Regions from separate parts of the Homo sapiens genome. Here region 2 is linked to region 1. The links are chromatin loops, found by intact Hi-C in ENCODE. Cell type or tissue: endothelial cell of umbilical vein. All regions are shown on one strand. Each heading gives the region's core, and the rest is flanking DNA. Links, peaks and the distances in the headings are about the cores only.

Region 1 (2,926 bases), core at 286-2,785:
ATGTGTTGAAATTGCATTAATGGTGGAACTTGTCTTTTAAATGAGTTTCCCTTTTGAAATAATTTTTTATGCTTGGAGAAGAAAGGTGAAGGAATACAGAAGTAGGAACAAGGAATACTCAAAGTGTGTTGTGTGCCATCACTGAGAAGTTATTAAAATTTTTTTATTATTATTTTTTAACCCTGGGCTAGTACTACAGTTAGCTTGTCAAGGGTCCCTTACATACTGCACTTTCTTTCTCTTTTACATACCCCTTAAATCTCTTATTCCAATTATCTGTAGGAATGATGTGTAAATTTTATAAATGCCTCCTTGGTATTATGATAACTTTTTGTGTGTGTGTAAACAAGGAATATACTTGTAACTTCAACTTTTCCTTCAAACTAAATCTCAGATATGGGCTATCTGGAAAGAGCTCTTTTTTTAAAAAAAAAAATGGGAGTTGGTATCCTCTTCATTTTACTTAGCTCATCTAATTAATGAAATAAGTTAAGTTTTGCTTATATGAATTCTATTAAGTAGTTTAATTGGTTAGTCAATGTGTGCTCTCGCTCTCTTTCTCTCTCTCTCTCTCTCTGTGTGTGTGTGTGTGTGTGTGTGTGTGTGTGTGTGTGTGTGTGTGTGGCATGGGGTGATGGTTTTCCAGGTAAGTAAAATAGCCAAATGTTGAGTAGGCAAAAACTTTGAAACCCAACTTTATATCTTAGTACCTTGAATGATTACTCTAAATTCCCACCCAGCATCTAGTATTCTTTTAAAATTACCTATTTAATACAGTTTGTCTTGCTCAGCCTATTTTGTTGTTGTTGTTTTTTCCTTTTTAGGGACATAGTTCTCAAACTACTTCAGTATGAGGCATCAACAAATGTAGCAGACAACAAAGGGTATTTTCCTATTCACCTGGCTGCCTGGAAAGGAGATGTGGAAATTGTGAAGATTCTTATTCATCATGGACCATCACATTCCAGGGTCAATGAACAGGTGCACTTGCCAAATGTTTGCTCATGATGTAATTTTTCTAGTTTTACAAGGCAAAGCCATATTGAAAATGTGATTTTTTTATCTTTACCTTGCCCAAAGGCCTTTCCATTGCTGAATTTCCTAAAAGGAGAAATTTGAAAAATTCTTTGGTGTTTGGATATGATATGCAGGGACTAAGTTGGGCATTTGTAAAGATACTTTGTTAATGGGAAAATCCTACATAAAGGAAGTAGCTGAAATATTTTTGCCTGTCTTATATAATCAGCCATTTTATAGCCATTGAATATTTAAAGATAGAACAGAATTCATATGTGTAATGAGAATTACAATGTTTCTTAATACAATTTTGAATGCTAAAACAATGATATGCCTATCATTTGCATAATGCTTTACCATTTACTTAGCACTTTCATGGTTAAGTACTCTTGTGAATCAAAATGTGAAATATAGCATATACAGTTGCTTGTCACATATTAAGTTAAAATTTTTTGATATATATATATACAAACACAAACACATATGCCCAGAATAAGTTGAATAAAACACAGCAGCAGTATGATTCTGACAGTTAATGTATTTGTAAGTACACAATATCTATATTACACATAATGGACATATTTTAAAAAGAAAACCAGTGTCAGTATTCTAAACAGATAGGACCACAGATTCTAGAAAGTAAAATATGGTCCCCTAATACAGTATGATAACAAACATGTTGATCTCTGCATGCCCCCTACTGTTCCCATTTTGTAAAACTATATTTGAAAACCAGCAGACAGTCCAACAATTGAATTACAATCACGGCATTAAGCTGCAGGTTGGCAGTTGTCCAATATCAATGCAAGTAGGTTACTTTAGGGCAAGCATATCTAATAAAGCACAATTAGCATATTGTTCAAATGGATGCAGACTTTGCCGGACTTTGAAATTCAGACTGAAGGATAAAAAGTAACAATTGCTGTAAATAGCAAAGGGAAGAAAAATACATATTTTTTCAATGAAAATATATATGCAGTTGTTGAAAGGACTAATCAGGAAAACATTTTATTAATTGGAAAAGTATCTTATTAATATTTATCACAATAAAAATTTCCATGTTTACAGGTTACAAAAATGCAGAAATTTTAATAAGAATGCACCCAGTCTTTAAAACATGACAGATATGGCTATCTTTATCATCATATCATGCTAAAAGGAAATTTATGACAATGCTCTTCTCTTCCACAGAAAACCAACAGTTAGATCATTTATGAGATGAGCCATCTGGTGGTTATTCTTAAAATTGTCTGAATACTGCAAAGCAAACCTGAAATAATAAAATGGAAAAACAATCCAAGGTTAAACAAGAGGATGTTAGTTTTTACAAACAAGATGTTTTTAAATGACATGAAAATAAGAAATAACATATAGTATTCACTTACATTTGAAAGTGAAAAGTTGCTATATGTTTTAAAGAGAAATACTTGTTTTTGGTAATGTTGAATAGATCAATTAAATTACAAAAAGTGTCTTTTTAAGGAGACCATATTCAAAGTCCTTTGTTCACCTCTGTTGCTTTGTGTTGCGGTTTCTATTGGCAAGAAGTTGCAACTTTCTTACGATTTTTAATACCATAATTTTAGTATTTTTTCATTGTTATATGTATACTCTTTTGATGCTGATCATAGTTTTCCCATTCTATGCCATTTCTCCTAAATTTTTTGATGTAGGATTTTTATTTTTATAGATAACTTTTAATTTTAGCTTTCTTTTTTCCTTCTGAATAGGACAGAATCTTCTTGTTAATTATAAACTTTTATGTATTTAAACAATAAAGGAAATAAAAATGGTAATTAGCATTTATTGAGACATAAGGTAAAGCGGGCACTGTTCTAAACACTTTCACCTCAAAAATACGATTTAATGAATTCTCACAATAATCCTCTGAATTGATAATATCACTCGC
Region 2 (2,926 bases), core at 319-2,818, 590 kb before region 1:
CAAGGCCTGCCATGATCTGACCCTAGAAAAACATCCCGATCCCGTCTCCCGTCACTCAGCCATTCTGACTCCCCTTCCTTCTATTCTCACACAGGCCACATTCCTGCCTGCCCCAGGGTCATTGCACATACTATTCCCTCTGCCTAAAATCTTTTCCTGAGAGAGCTGCAATAAGGCACCACATGATGAGTTGCCAATCTAGCCATGTGGACATATTCAGAGGGATCACTGGAGAATGGCATGGCTTTAAGGAAACATAAGAGGAGAAGAATTGAGCTGGATGTATAGAGAGGACTGGATTGAGAGGTGAAGGTGAGAACTCACAGGGAAAGAGAAAGGGAGTGGGCAAAGTCAGAGACAGAAAGATATGTTCAGGGCTTGGGTGAGGGCTGTTCAGCTGGAGCAGAATTTTATCATTAGAAGGGTGAGGCTTTGGCTACTGTATTAGTTTTCATTTTATAAATGTTTTATTTTTTAATAGAGAAAAGTTCTCACTATTGCCCTGACTGATTTCGAACTCCTGAGCTCAAGTGGTCTGCCCGCCTCAACCTCCCAAAGTGCTAGGATTGCAGGAGTGAGCCACTGCACCCTGCCTACCGCTGTGTTAGTTTTCATTTGCTGCTGTAATAAATTACCACAAACTCAGTGGCTCAAAACAACACAAATATCAAGTATCTGCTGAGGGATAGACTTAGGGGTCTTTAAGATCTATTCCAATGATTAGATGTCACCTCTAAAATACTCTCTGCACTATTGTACAGTTCTGGAGGCCAAAAATCCAAAATGGTACAGGGCTAAAGTCAAGGCAGCAGCCTACAGAGTTGCATTCCTTCTAGAGGTGCTATGGCGGAATCTCTTCTTGTCTTCTCCAGCTTCTAGGGTCTGCTTGCATTCCTTGGTTTGTGGCTGCATCACTCTGACTCTTGCCTCCACCATCACATCTTCTTTTCTGACTCTGACCCTCCTTCCTCCTTTTATAAGGATTATTGTGATTATATTGGGCCCACCTAGATAATGCAGGATAAACTCCCATCTCAAGAACCTCAATTTAATCCCACCTGCAAAGTCCCTTTTGACATGTAAGGAAACATATTCACAGCTTCTGAGGATTAGGACATGGGCATTATTCTAGCTGCTACAGCTCTCTTGGAGAGGACTTGAATGCAATGTCCCAGAGCTTCACCTCCTGCCCACCAGATAGCAGGCCTATATCCGCTAACCCTCAGTCCTCTACAAGAAAGTTCAAGCTAAGGTCAGGCCCACACATCCCTGCCTGGGACCAGCAGTCAAGGAACTGGGAGAACAGGTGCCAACAGACTCTTAGGCTTTCTTCCCGAAATGCTATGGGATCAGATCATGCCTGCTCCTGTGTCCCTCGGTATAGTCTTCACTTCTAAATGTGCCAGACCTAGCTATCTGTCAGAGCATACGCAATCCGTCCCTTTCAACTTAATATCACAGTTGTGAGCTCTTGCCCATAGGTGGCGCTATCCTCTACCTCCTGCTCGCTCATCCTGACTAGTCCTCCAGAGGGGTAGCCGCAAACTAAGAGCTTTGGCGGTAGGCTCCGGCCTACCTGATACCTTGCAGGGATCTGCTACTTGAGCAAGTCCCTTTATTTTACCTCTGTTTCCTCATTGCAAATTGCATATAGTAATAGTACCTGCTCCACATGGTGGTTATGAAGATTAAATAAAATAATGTATGTAGAAGATTTAGCTTAGTGTCTGGCACAGAAAGCATTCAATAAATGTTAATTTTAAAAGCTAAACAAAAAAGATGAGTTTTTTAAAAAGCACTCATGAACATTGTAGGGGTTCACAATTACTTTCGCCTACCTCTTTTGGGAAATCACCTAACATTCACTTTGTCTTTACAAAATTAAAACATAAAGCAGGAGCTAAATAAAATCAAGAAAGAGAATGGTGTGTGTGTGTGTGTGTGTGTGTGTGTGTGCATATATCCCATGCACAAGCATAGGCTAGGAGGAAAGACTACTTTTCTTCTGTTTCTTACCAAAACATATGGATAGGTAGAAAGGTAAGCAGAGAAGGGAATAAACTACATAAGCAAACAATAAATGTGGAAGGATGTATGGAAAGGTCCCAGCTGGATGACCTCTTGGCAGCACTGTGATGGACAACACTCAAGTGTCTGCTGAGGGACAGACTTAGAGGTCTTTAAGATCCACTCCAATGACTAAATGTCACTTCTTAATATATGCTCTGCAGTTCAGTTTACCCTAATTCTACAAAAGCTGCCTAAGCCATCTATGAAATCCACAGTACCTCCACAGTTCATGATTTTTCTGACAGCAGTTGTGGTTAAAATTTGTCTGCTTCTTAAATAATCAGCCAATTGTCCTCCAATAGGTACAACGATTGTCATAACCATGTGTGGGACTGCTGACAAGAGACCCACCTGGAAGGGAAAGAAACAGTAAGCAGTTTGTCATTATTTCTGAGAGAGGGGCCTCCCTAATTCCCTTGCCCACCTCCACTCCACAGCCCCCCTACCTACCACCACCAAATTTAAGCATCTAATTATGTGGGAGCTGGGTAGGCCTGAATTTCATAATAAATAAATGATGAATGAGCGAATGATTTTAGACCTATCTGTGTCCTCTACCAGATTGGAAGCTCCTTGAGGGCAGCGATGACTTTTATTCATCACAGAGGGCATGGCACATGGGAGATAAAGCACTTGGCACCCAGTGAGCACTGATGACTGATGACAGCCACCATTTCATGATTATGCCAGCTCTTCCATGGTCACTTCTGACAGTATCTGTAGCTAGGCAGACATTTGTGTTTGCTCGGCTGCTGTTCTTTCCCTTGTAGGAAAGAGGTTTATCTTATGATGATGGTTGATGATTCACTATCCACACCCTTCCTCCCTAAAACACAATTGGCTTGATGATAATGTC

What was found. A loop is a pair of places that touch in the nucleus more often than their neighbours do. Peaks named below come from ENCODE experiments on the same cell type or tissue, not always from the same donor. Only the 100,000 strongest peaks of a DNase experiment are listed, where the experiment ranks them.
Region 2: it touches region 1 in a loop (14-fold over the local background); 2 of 110 quality-filtered maps call a loop at or near these places.

What each region holds. Positions count from the first base shown.
Region 1 is chr12:99,810,210-99,813,135 of GRCh38, reverse strand. It overlaps ANKS1B (ankyrin repeat and sterile alpha motif domain containing 1B), which reads left to right. Exons shown (of 27, transcript NM_001352186.2): 3 at 825-981. Among named protein-coding and RNA genes, the nearest start is that of GARIN6, 160 kb to the right of the region's middle. In endothelial cell of umbilical vein, for the core only: no CTCF peak of the experiment used is centred there; a DNase peak (open chromatin) is centred at 1,745.
Region 2 is chr12:100,403,533-100,406,458 of GRCh38, reverse strand. SLC17A8 (solute carrier family 17 member 8) reads right to left here. Exons shown (of 12, transcript NM_139319.3): 9 at 2,289-2,421. Among named protein-coding and RNA genes, the nearest start is that of SLC17A8, 48 kb to the right of the region's middle. In endothelial cell of umbilical vein, for the core only: a CTCF peak has its summit at 1,491 (motif pointing right); a DNase peak (open chromatin) is centred at 1,488.